3 separate regions of the Mus musculus genome follow, and regions 1 and 3 are each linked to region 2. Evidence: chromatin contacts called from ENCODE Hi-C or POLR2A ChIA-PET data. All regions are on one chromosome and are shown on one strand. The core of a region is the stretch at or near the end of the contact, and the rest is flanking DNA. Distances in the headings are between cores, read along the strand shown.

Region 1 (3,980 bases), core at 100-2,599, 34 kb before region 2:
TCAGAGCGAGCACCAAGGGAGGAGAATCTGAGCTGAGGCCCTGAGGGATGATGAGGAATGGGTTCCGGGAGGATGCAGGGATGGGGAGCATTATGTTGATGCAGAGCAGCCTCCGCGCGGGTAGCGGTGCGCCAGGCTGGGCGGAGCCCGGACACCGGAGCAGGGGTTGGCACCTCCGTCCTCCCGGCCAGGCTGCGGTCGGAGCCTCGGGTGCACCCCGCAGCGGCAGGCGCAGGGTCTGACCCAGGGAGGCTTTTCCCAGCCGGGCATCCACGTAGCTGGAGTACCACCCGGCCGTCCCGGGCCACTGCAGACGCCTGGCGTGCGCAGGCCGCGCCTCCCTAGCCCGAGGGCCTAGAGACGTCACCGAGGCTCTGACGCGCGCTAACCCGGGCGCGGGTTTCCTCCCCGCAGGTCCCGGTCCTTGCAGCCCGCCGCCGCGTCCTTGGCCCTCCTCCCGGGATTCTAATTCGGGAAGACTGTTTGTCCTTCAGCTACTGATAAGGACTCGAGTTTGTGAATAATAATAATAATAATTTTAACAATTCCGGGAAAGAAATAACCATACTCGAGAAACATAATAATAATAACCAGCCCGATAGACCTCTGCTCCTGTGCTCAGTGCTCTTAAGGACAATAATGACAACAGTCATAATAGCCACAGTTTATTAAGCGCTTACTCTTCCATCGCAGTGTTAAGCGCTTTGCAGGCAACAACCCTCGGAGGTAAGTACCGTTATGCTCCCTATTTTTCAGGAAACTAGGGCAGAGAGGTTAAGTAACCTGCCCCAGGGCACACAACTAGCTGATGTCAATGCCAGAATCCCAACCTAGGCTGCCTGTTCTAGTGTAATCCTCGAGCCAATCCGTCAAGGTCGGGAGCATTCTCTCCATCTTAAAGATGAGGAAAACAAGGCACATGGAAATTTAAGTACCTTGCCCAAGGTCACCTAGCTGGATGAGGCAGAAAGCGAACCCAGGGCTCCTCTCTGTCCGCAGAACCCTCGATCTTGGCCATAGGCGATGCCATTTCCAAACCACCTCGGATAGCCCCGGCTTCTGGGAGGCAAAAGCAGCCGCTGGTGGATTTGGGTAGATTCCTGCAGCTTCCGCTCAGCTGATGAACCGGGTGTTTTGGAGCAGCGTCCTTGCTCTGCCTTCAAGCGTAGGATGGGGACGCCTCTCCTGGAATCCAGACCCAGACTAGGCTCGGCGATCCCGAGAAGGGACGGAGCGGGGGCGGAGGCAGCGGAAGGAATCCCGAGTCCCATTTGACCAGCGGCGGGTCTAGGCTCCGGATTTGCACCATATAACCAGCAGAGGGCGCTGCCGCTCGCGCATGGAGTTTCCGTCCCCTCTGCCTACAGCCGCCTGCAGTGGCTTTCCTTCTCCAGGTGACTGAGCCCACGCCGCATTTAGACCGGCTTCTTTAGACCGATTGACATTCGTTCAAGGCTTCCCAAGTCCCAGCCGCTTCGATCTTGTTTTGTATAAGGGGGCAACGGCAGAGATTCCACTCGGTTAAAAGGCCTAGGTGTTTGCAAATTCAGCTCGGTCTGGTCAGGTCTTCCCTTCTAGTGAGCCCGAGGGTGATTTAAAATGGAGGTAGACCCTCCACTTGAAGTAGATTACAAATATTCTTTCCTTTTCCAAAATGGCAGATGATGACTAAAGAGAGAGCCCACAGACGAGAGGGTCTATTTTCATAACAGCCGCCGCCTATTGGTCGCACCAGGCCCTTTTTAGACCTTGATACAGTATGGCCTGTACCGTGGGGATCATGATTCCTGTTTGATGTAAAGTCAAAAAACTAGTAAATAATGACACCTGGATTTAATCTAGGAACTCCCTTAATTAACAGTTACATTCCCAATACCCAGAATGCACAAGCAGACACAACTGATTGGAAGATATTGGTTATAATCCCAAATCTACCGGTGCTTAGAACCCTACCATGGAATCGGGGACTTGGCCAGCTTTCTGAGCTCCCCCCCCCCACCCCGAACTCAAATCTCTAAAACAGAAAAATAAAATATAAAGGTGGCCTGAGAGCATGAGCTGGAGGCTTTTTGCTCAGGCTTGGAAGAATATCCAGTGAGGCTCAGTCACTTCCTATGTCTGGGCTCTGAAGACATAAAGGTGGATCTAGGAAAATCTGAAACGCATGGAAGGGAAGGGGAAAACTCTTTCTGTGGCTTTTACTTTAAACTAAGCCTCATTTTGCTATTTGTGCTATATTTTTAAATTAACGTGGCTCTCCCCACCCTTGAAATTGGCACACAAATAGCAAAAACAGAAGGAAGGCCAGCTCGCAGCTTTAAATGTGGTTCTCAAGAAGGAGGGACCGGACTTAAAAAGGAAATGGGAATTAAAATGAGGTGTCTAATTCAGACAGACTTTCCACGAGGAATTTAGATCACGGCTCTTGTAACAGGAGTGTTGTCTGGGGCTGGGGCTGGGTCTGGGTCTTGTGTCTAAATGGGAGTGCCCCCAATGAAGAGGTTGAATCTTCCTTTTTGAATACGCCTGCATCTCTGATCATCTGGGTGTAAGATTCAGGGGTGGGGTGGGGCCCTGCCCCCTGGATCTGTCTCTCAGTCGTCTTACTTTTCCAGAAGTTTGTTTGGAAATTCAATCCAGGTGTGACCGTCAATAATCACAACCTTAGGCGTGGTTAAGTAGAAGGACTCCTTGACTATAGCATTAGCAGCTGGTGGCTTTTCCAGACAGGGAAGCCAGTGAACAGATCTCAGGAGACTTGTCACCTAATAGCTGTCTCTGTTGCACTGTCTTTGAGCCAGAAGAATTAGCCCTCTTCACTCAACACAAGAGAACTCAGGCTGTCCTCGGCTGCCTCCTGCAAAATAGTGGGCCTCTTTGTCCTTCTGGGTAACGCCTTTCCTTCTGTCAGAGCATTCAGTCCACAAACATGTGACGACAACCCGAAACATACATCAGCTATCGATATAGCAGAGACCCCAACGTGAGCCCAAGGCGCATGGTTTCAACTTTCCTGCCGCGCTCCATGATATTAATAACTTTCTTCTCCAGCTGGCTCCTAACTCCCATTCCTTTGGCTCATAAAAGCACTGCTACCCAGACCGAAACAGATCGGGCCATATTTATGAAGCACGACTTACAATGAAAATCCCAAACTGACACAGTACTCCGCTGCTGACAGGAAAATGCTACTTTAAACAGCATTGACTGCTGGGACACGCTTCCTAAATTCATTTTTAAAAAATATGCATCTTAGAATTAAGTGAGTCACAATAATCAGGGGAAGAAAGAAGACAGGGTTTTTGTTAACTCTCAAGATTGTTCAATCAAAACAGACTTTCACCATCCACACCCTAAAAAAGACAGAATATGTAAGGTAAAATGCCAGGTCCCCCCCCCCCCACTTTTCTGGAAAATCCATTAACATTGAATGATCTTGGCCTTGACCTATTTTAAAAAATGAAAAGAATTGAAGGTAAGAATGAGACTGTCTCTGAAAACGGGTGGATTCCTAATCTGTGCTGGGATTGGCAGCCAGAGATGTGCACGCGCCAGCGATGCTCCTGAGCTACTACATCCCCAGACCTCTGAGTGTTCTTAAAATTCCACCCCCGAGACTGCCCCAACCCTTCTAGATGAACACCATTTCCTTCCCTTTGAGGAAGGCAGCGGAACTAGACCTGGAAGAGTGAGGGAGAAGCGAAAAACAAATTTTTCTGCAGCTCACACATGCTATAGCCAGTCGAGTCAAGGACACTATATATGGGCGCCGCCTAGGTGTGAATGTGCGGTCCTGCATTCTGTTTGAGGCCCAAATCTCCAGCACACTGCGGTATGCCCTAAGACCGATATATCGTCCTACAGAGATGTTTCCATCCAGAGGGCCTCCTCCCTAGCTCAGGGTCTTCTGCATGTTCAGCTGCTCGGGGTACAGAGCTGGAAACTCTCCCGGTGCATTCCTGCTGGGAGCTCGCCAAGCC
Region 2 (3,988 bases), core at 1,020-3,519:
ATCTTTACTTCTTAAAGGTCCTGAGCTAAATACTCAAGCAAGGAGGACACACTTAATCCCATGCATAACTCTGAGCAGGAAACAGTGGACCCAGCCCTCTAAGGAGTACCGTTCTGAGGCACTTTCCCTTGTCTGGGTGCTGAGAGATTGTTTATCAGCCCTTTTAAGAGATTAAGTTGTCGAAGCAGCAGGCTCCTTAAGTAATGAGTCCAAGGGGCCTAGGCGTGTCAGGTGACTGGACAGCACTGTGGCTCACCACACTTACATCCTCCCACATCCTGCTCTGAAGAACATCTAGAGGCTTAATGGTTGATGAGAGAATGGGGGGCTCCACTCACGCCTCTGCCTGCAGGAGAGCTGGATTGCGTGTTGTCCTGATGGGTTTTGGAGTCCAGCAAGGTCATGGTCAACTGTGCAAACAAAGGCTGAAAGGCATGGAACTGGTGCTGAGCACCTGTGCCCGGAGTCTGTGCAGGGATGGCGAGTGCTCCCATCTGGGCCTTCCAGGAAGGCTTCCCAGGGGAGGAGACACAGAAGCCAAGAGTGAGAGAGCTCAGTGATAAAGACTAAATAAAGAAGCTGCAAGTCAAGAACTGAGATGTGGCTCAATTGGCCGAGAGGCAGAAGGCCCCAGGTGTGATCTCCAGCACTACCAAAAGCTGGGTGTGATGCCAGGCAGCAGTGCATGACTTTAATCTCAGCACTCCGGAGGCAGAGGCAGGTTGATCTCTGTGAGTCTGAGATCAGCCTGGTCTACAGAGCGAGTTCCAGGACAGTGAGGGCTAACTACACAGAGAAATCTGTCTCAAAAAACGAATAGATAATTGATAGATAGATAGATAGATAGATAGCAACAAAAACACTACATGAGACCCTGCCCCTCCCCATGTGAACACATACACACACACATACACACACACACACACACACACACACACACACACACACACACCATTGTGGAAAGGTATTTTCTGAGTCTGGAAGAACAGACTCTTGCGTCATCTCCCCAACCCAGGGAGGATAGAATTCCCTGACTTTGGTTTAATCCAGGGTTTAATATCAAACTGAAAAAAGCCTGACACTGTGGTGCACCTGACTGAAGCAAGGGGGAAACTAAGTTTGAGGGCAACTTGGTCTACAGAGAGTGTTCCAGGCCAGCCGGACCTACATAGACACCCTATTTAAAAAAAAAAAAAAAAAAAAAAGGAGAGAGAGAGAGAGAAGATGAAGAAGAAGAAGAAGAAGAAGAAGAAGGAAGAGGAGGAGGAGGAAGAAGAAGGGGAGGAGGAGGAGGAAGAAGGGGGAGGAGGAGGAGGAGGAGGAGGAGGAGGAGAAGAAGAAAGAAGAAAGAAGAAGAAGAAGAAGAAGAAGGAAGAGGAGGAGGAGGAAGAAGAAGGGGGAGGAGGAGGAGGAAGAAGGGGGAGAAGGAGGAGGAGGAGGAGGAGGAGGAGAAGAAGAAAGAAGAAAGAAGAAGAAGAAGAAGAAGAAGAAGAAGAAGAAGAAGAAGAAGAAGAAGAAGAAGAAGAAGAAGGAAGAAGAAGAAGAAGAAGAAGAAGAAGAAGAAGAAGAAGAAGAAGAAGAAGAAGAAGAAGAAGAAGAAGAAGAAGAAGGAGAATTAGGCGAATTTGGCTTCCTAGTCAGTCCTCAGTTTACAGAATCGTGGCTTGTAAAGCCATCACAAGCCGTCCAGGTTTCACGAAGCCTACAGTTTCCAGGATAATTTTGCCTTTATCCCCCTTATTTGAGCACTCAGAGAGCTGAGCCAGCCAAGGAAACCTAACAGACACACGTCTCTTTAAAGGAGAGGCGACGAAGCCCCAGCCACGCCCTCTACTCATTAATATTGAGTTATCGTGAATATTGATGTGGGGGCGTGGCGCCCGGGCCAGCTGGGTTAACCAGCCCCGGGTTCCCAGTTTCAGACTCCGGAAAGTGACAGAAGCCGCGCAGAGGAAGAGACCCAGAGAGATCTCTGCGACTCGGCAGCCACCCATCCTCGGGGGAGCATTGAGCTCCCCCGCCCCTGGCTCCCGCCCGGCCTGGGGGGCTCCTCCAGCATCGGCCCCACCCCCGGGCTCCCCATGGAAGCCAGCTGCGCCCCGGGAGGAGCAGGAGGAGGAGTCGGCTGAAAGCCCACGGTGCTTTCGGCGCCGCTGCCCTAAGGCCCCCCAGCGCCCCCGACCCGCGCCACCCCCACCGCTCCTCCCCCGGGGCTCGCCCGGACCTGCCCCCCGGGCCGCCTGCCCGCGCCCAGCCGCAGCCCGGTGCGGGGTTCGCCGCCGCCCTGGAGTGAGGAAAGCGCAGCCCGAAGGGGTCCCCTGGAACCCGGCGCGATGGACGCCGTCTTGGAACCTTTCCCGGCCGACAGGCTGTTCCCGGGATCCAGCTTCCTGGACTTGGGAGACCTGAATGAGTCGGATTTCCTCAACAATGCGGTAAGAACGAAAGGGTCTCGGTTCCCCTTTGCACACAACTCTCACCCCTCTCCGCAGAGCGCCTGGAACCCTGCAAAGACCCGCAAGAGCCAAGGAGGGGGTTCAGCACAGGGTCCCTTGGATGGACACGTGCTAGGGTTTTAAGATGGGGCAACTAGTTCCTTGGACGCCCCTCTTAGACCAGGAGCCTAGAGAGTAGGCTCGCAGCTCTCGCCCCACACCACTCCTGGGGACTCAATCCAAGAACACGTTGGCCTCTGGCTTCTAGAGGAAGGGGACAAGGAGGCGTAAGGGGCCTCTGAATCTCGACATGAACTAACGAGACACCAATCCTCACCCCAAACCCCACAGCCCGCGCGCGGCATAGTCAGCCATAGTCTTCCATCCGCCCTCCACCCACCCCAAGGTTCTGGAACCAGACTGGGCGCAAAGTAGAGGAGCTCTTTCCTGCGCCCTCTTTAGGGCCTCGGTGGCTCTGGGGCTGTATCTCCGCCTGGGGGCGCACAGGGGTGCTTTCCCAGGCCAGACGCCCGAAGCTTCTAGGGGGTCAGAGGCAGACCCAGATACAGAGCCAGACCCAGAAACTGAAGAACCCTGCTCTGGCCTCCCTCCCGGGAAGGCAGTAGGGGGTGGTGGGACAGGGAAGCACCGGGTGACGTCTCAGAAGACCCTTTTTTTTTCCTATCAGTCTCTTGGCCACTGTACTTCTTGTCCCTAAGTTCCCTGTGGTTCTGCTAACTTTGTCTCTCCCTGTGGCTTCATGACTGCTCCTAGCTGTGAAGTTATCCTCCTTCTCACTCCTTTCCCCTTCTTTTCTAAGGAAACGTGGCTCTCTCTTATTTCCTTTCACTCTCTTTCACTCGGGCTCAGCCCTAAGACTTGATGGAGGAGGAGCATGGCTGACAGACAGATACACACACACACACACACACACACACGCACACGCACACGCACACGCGGTGGGGGGGGGGGGGGGCAGGATTCAGGGGCTCATCCTGAAGAAACGTGGGCTGTTTGGAGAATCTTCTGGGAACCCACCCCCACCATGGAATGAGCCACATTTGCACACCCCTCCACCCCACACACACCAGAGACCAAACACATGGCTCCCCACCTGTTTGTCTCTACCTCTTGCTCTAACAAAACTTAAGCAGACAAAGGCCTTAGATGTCATTGAGTGTCCTGCTCAGCTTGATTTCGCGTCTCCATCAGTTAGGGAGTCATGGGGTGACAGATCTCCCAGGCATTCTCAAGCAGCATGTCCCGGCCTTGCTGTCTGAGGGAGGTTGTTCAAGTCTTAGTCTTCTACATCAGATGGAAGGAACTAGGAGAGATGCTTAGTCTTAGGAGAAGTGGCAACACCCTCATCCTGCCTCTGTTTCCCTTGTGAGCCTGGGCCATGCGTGTCTCTCTTTCCCCCTCAGGCCTCCATTACCTGATCTGTAAAATGGAGGGAAACCGGGCCAGTGCTTCCTAAGGATGGTTCTAGATGCTTCCCAGGAGTAAAACAACAGCTTCCTGAGGGACCACATAGCCCTCTTGGAGCAGGTAAA
Region 3 (3,481 bases), core at 262-2,761, 40 kb after region 2:
GCTGCACTCACACCTTTAATCCCAGCACTCTGGAGGCAGAGGCAGGTGGATCTATGAGTTCAAGACCAGCCCAGTCTACATGAGGAGTTCCAGACCAGCCAGGGATACATTAGTGAGACCCTGTCTCCAAAAAGTCTGGAGTGCTGGAGAGATAGATGGCTTGGTACTGGCTGCTCTTTTAGAGGACCCATGTTTGGTGCCTAACCACCCATATGGTGGCTCACAGCCACCTGCAACTCCAGTTCCAGGGGATGAGATGCCAAATTCTTGTCACCGAAGGCACCAAGCACCCAGGTAGTACACAGACACAATGGCAGGCAAAGCATTCATACACATTAAAAAAATTAAAAATAAATATTTATAAGAGATTTGGGTTGGCATTATCTCATTCTATACTCTTTTTTTAAAGATTTATTTATTATTATATGTAAGTACACTGTAGCTGTCTTCAGCCACACCAGAAAAGGGTATCAGATCCCATTACAGATGGTTGTGAGCCACCGTGTGGATGCTGGGAATTGAACTCAGGACCTCTGGAAGAGCAGTCAGTGCTCTTACCTGCTGAGCCATCTCTCCAGCCTGAGGACCAGATTCTTTGCCTCTCTGAGATCCTTTGGCGCAGCGATGTGGAGAGGGCAGACTTAGTGGGCGGCAGAGTGTTCTAGGGACAGCAAGTGAGTGTCAGTCTTCAGTCATTTCTGATGTGACAGTGTTAAGAAAGCCGCTGAGGCACAGGGGACCTGCAGCAGGTGTCAGGACTCTGCTGGGAGTGCCTACCCCTGGGGAGCATGGTAGTTGTGATGTGGGTGCCACCCCAATGGAGTGCGGTGTGGTTCATTTCAGAATCAGTCACAGCCGGCTCTGCATTTGCTAGTTGTGTGAGCCAGGGTGCACATCTTGGCTTCATGTTGATTTCTAGACTCCAGAAACTGCCATCCTTACAGTGAGCATATACCTTGCCTTCTGGAATAGCTCCTGACATGAGGGGAAAGACAGGCCACGAACAGCAAGAGTATAGGGAACAGCAAAGATTAGCATGGCTTTCAGAGGTAGAGGCCACTTCCGGTAGACCCATGGAAGAACTTCTAGGCCATCCTTCATATGCCAGGGACATGAATCTTACGTGGCTGAAGAGAAAGAGGAAACAGATGAGAGGTCAGAGAGAGGGGAGAGCAGGGAGTGTATGGAGAGGAGGGGTACTGCGGGGGTGGGGGTGGGGGCGGTGAGCAAGGCTGAGAGGCTAGAAGGGAGGACAGGAGCTGGGAGCTGGGAGGAGAACTGAGAGGAGAGGGGCTGCGATGGAGCGGTGGGGTGGGGCTGGCGCGGGGGCGGGGCGGGGCGGGCCAAGGCTATCAAGGACAGAGGAGAGGAAGCAGACACAGAAGAGGAGGGGCTGTGCTAAAGTACAAACCCCAGGGAGGGGGAGGGAGGACATGAATGAGCCTCTGGAGGGAGTGAAGCACAGGGCAGGGCAGAGGGCACGTCTGAGGAAGGAGGTGGCTTGTTGAGCGGGCTGGTTTCCGGACTGCAGCTTCACACAATGCCAGGGGCCGCCTTTTCCATAGATTCTCATAGATTAAACCCTGCAGGGGAAGCTGGGAGGCAGGCAGCAGACTGGAGCCAGGAAGCCAATTTACGGGGACCCTTGATGATGAGCTCTGGGAAGCGGGGCTTAAAGCACCTCATTCCCAGGGCTTCGTGTGAGATTTAATTGGCTTTAAGCTAAGGGCTTTATATAAAGCCTGGCACGGGTGTCCAACAAACATTCTTTTTTTTTTTTCTCTCCCCTTGACTTCCCAGAGGAACTAGCCTAGAAGAGAAAAGAAAAGGGTTTCCTTAATTCTCCCAGGAAGTAAGTGGCACGGGAGGATTCGAACCCAGCTCTCAGCAGGTCCTGTCAGTGTGATCCTAGCTTCTTAGGTCAAGGCCTAAAGAGCGTAGGTGTAAGGCTTACACGGGCTACAAAATTAATTAATGGCCTGCCTGAGCAACTTAGTGAGACCCCCCCCCGTCTCAATATAAACGAGAGAGAGAGAGAGAGAGAGAGAGAGAGAGAGAGAGAGAGAGAGAGAGAGAGAGAGAGAGTCTTGACCTAGCTATTACGAAGTTCTGGGTTCAGTCCTTAATATAAGGAGGGAAAAGTCCCAGTTCCCAGTAAGCAAACCATTATTGTCTTGCTCAGAAGTGCTACATTTTTGTGAGCTCCGAGCGGGGCGTGGTGGCGCACGCCTTTAATTCCAGCACTTAGGAGGCAAAGGCAGGCAGATTTCTGAGTTTGAGGCCAGCCTGGTCTACAGAGTGAGTTCCAGGACAGCCAGGGCTACACAGAGAAACCCTGTCTCGAAAAGCAAAAAAACAAAAACAAAAACAAAAACAAAAAGCAGCACAGCTTCAATTGTTATACTGCGTTTACTCATTGAATCCTTGAATCTCCGTGAGGTTGGTTATACTATCCCCATTTTACAGATCAACAAACTGATGCCCAGCAAAATCAGAGCAGAGTGTGTGACTAGCCTAAAATCACATAGCCAGGGATCCTCAGGGCTAGGAGGAGGAGTCAAGCCTGTAAGATGTCAGAGGCTGTACTCTTCATGCCCGGCAAGTGAATGAAGCAGATCCGGCAGAGGGCACATACCTGAGGGGCCTCCGTGGCTCACCCTGGTTTTCTCCACAGTGCCTTCCCGAAGCCTACTGTTCTACGATGATGGGGCAGGCTCATGGGAAGATGGCCGAGGTGCTCTACTGCCTGTGGAGCCCCCAGAAGGCTGGGAGCTCAAACCCGGGGGTCCAGCAGAGCAGAGGCCCCAGGACCACCTCCGACATGACCGTGCAGACAGCATCCATGAGACCACCAAGTACTTGAGAGAGACCTGGCCAGAGGACACTGATGACAACGGCACCAGCCCCAACTTCTCCCACCCCAAGGAGTGGTTCCATGACAGGTGAGCAGAGGGACAGCCTTCCCTTCCCAGGGTCCCAGGCTGTGCCTCCCTCAGCCACATCTTCCCAGGGGGAGGGGGCCCTGGTCAAGTCCTGGCTCACAGTTGAATGACGGGTACCCCAGGGCAGATTCATCCCTGGATCTTCTTCTCTCCCCAGGGATCTGGGCCCCAACACCACCATCAAACTCTCCTAGGCCACTCCAAGACCCAGGACACAGGACGGACACCCTGGCACCCAGAAGAGGCGTTCTCTTGCTCGATGACCCAGATCCAGCTCATACCCCTGCCCCCCGGGTCCCTGTAGTAGCTGGGGACGCTCTATGTCCCCAGACACTTGGACTGCTCCCCTGGGCTGACCACTCCGTTCCCACCTTTCCCTCCTACCACTATCCGTCCTCCTCCGATAAACCACTCACTGGGCTACCCGTTTCCTTCCCATAGTGACCAACGCAACCACTGTTCCTGGCCCCCTCATACACAAACACACAAGCAGACATACACACACAAACACACACCCCCATCTCCTACTGTACAGAGAC

The links. A loop is a pair of places that touch in the nucleus more often than their neighbours do. ChIA-PET counts read pairs that join two places held with the same protein, here RNA polymerase II (POLR2A).
Region 1: a map of heart shows a loop between it and region 2 (3-fold over the local background). The contact joins the enhancer-like site here to the promoter of Creb3l1 in region 2. A Hi-C loop is called at or near these places in 8 of 37 maps with a recorded cell type or tissue (T-helper 1 cell, T-helper 2 cell, gastrocnemius and 1 more). POLR2A ChIA-PET finds 5 or more read pairs at or near these places in 3 of 5 experiments (Patski and embryonic stem cell).
Region 3: a loop to region 2 is called in a map of heart, with 2.0 times the contacts of the local background. The contact joins the enhancer-like site here to the promoter of Creb3l1 in region 2. A Hi-C loop is called at or near these places in 5 of 37 maps with a recorded cell type or tissue (gastrocnemius and heart).

Annotation. Positions count from the first base shown.
Region 1 is chr2:92,055,965-92,059,944 of GRCm38, reverse strand. No RefSeq gene overlaps it. Among named protein-coding and RNA genes, the nearest start is that of Gm31473, 30 kb to the right of the region's middle. Within about 2 kb of position 1,349, at least 1 of the 3 ENCODE cell types and tissues checked has a DNase peak (open chromatin) inside an H3K27ac peak, as active enhancers do; it is heart, where a contact is called at or near this core.
Region 2 is chr2:92,022,451-92,026,438 of GRCm38, reverse strand. It overlaps Creb3l1 (cAMP responsive element binding protein 3-like 1), which reads left to right and starts at 2,269. Exons shown (of 12, transcript NM_011957.2): 1 at 2,269-2,435. The coding sequence starts at 2,334.
Region 3 is chr2:91,982,626-91,986,106 of GRCm38, reverse strand. Creb3l1 (cAMP responsive element binding protein 3-like 1) reads left to right here. Exons shown (of 12, transcript NM_011957.2): 11 at 2,675-2,942; 12 at 3,100-3,481. The coding sequence ends at 3,136. Among named protein-coding and RNA genes, the nearest start is that of Dgkz, 34 kb to the right of the region's middle. Within about 2 kb of position 1,511, at least 1 of the 3 ENCODE cell types and tissues checked has a DNase peak (open chromatin) inside an H3K27ac peak, as active enhancers do; it is heart, where a contact is called at or near this core.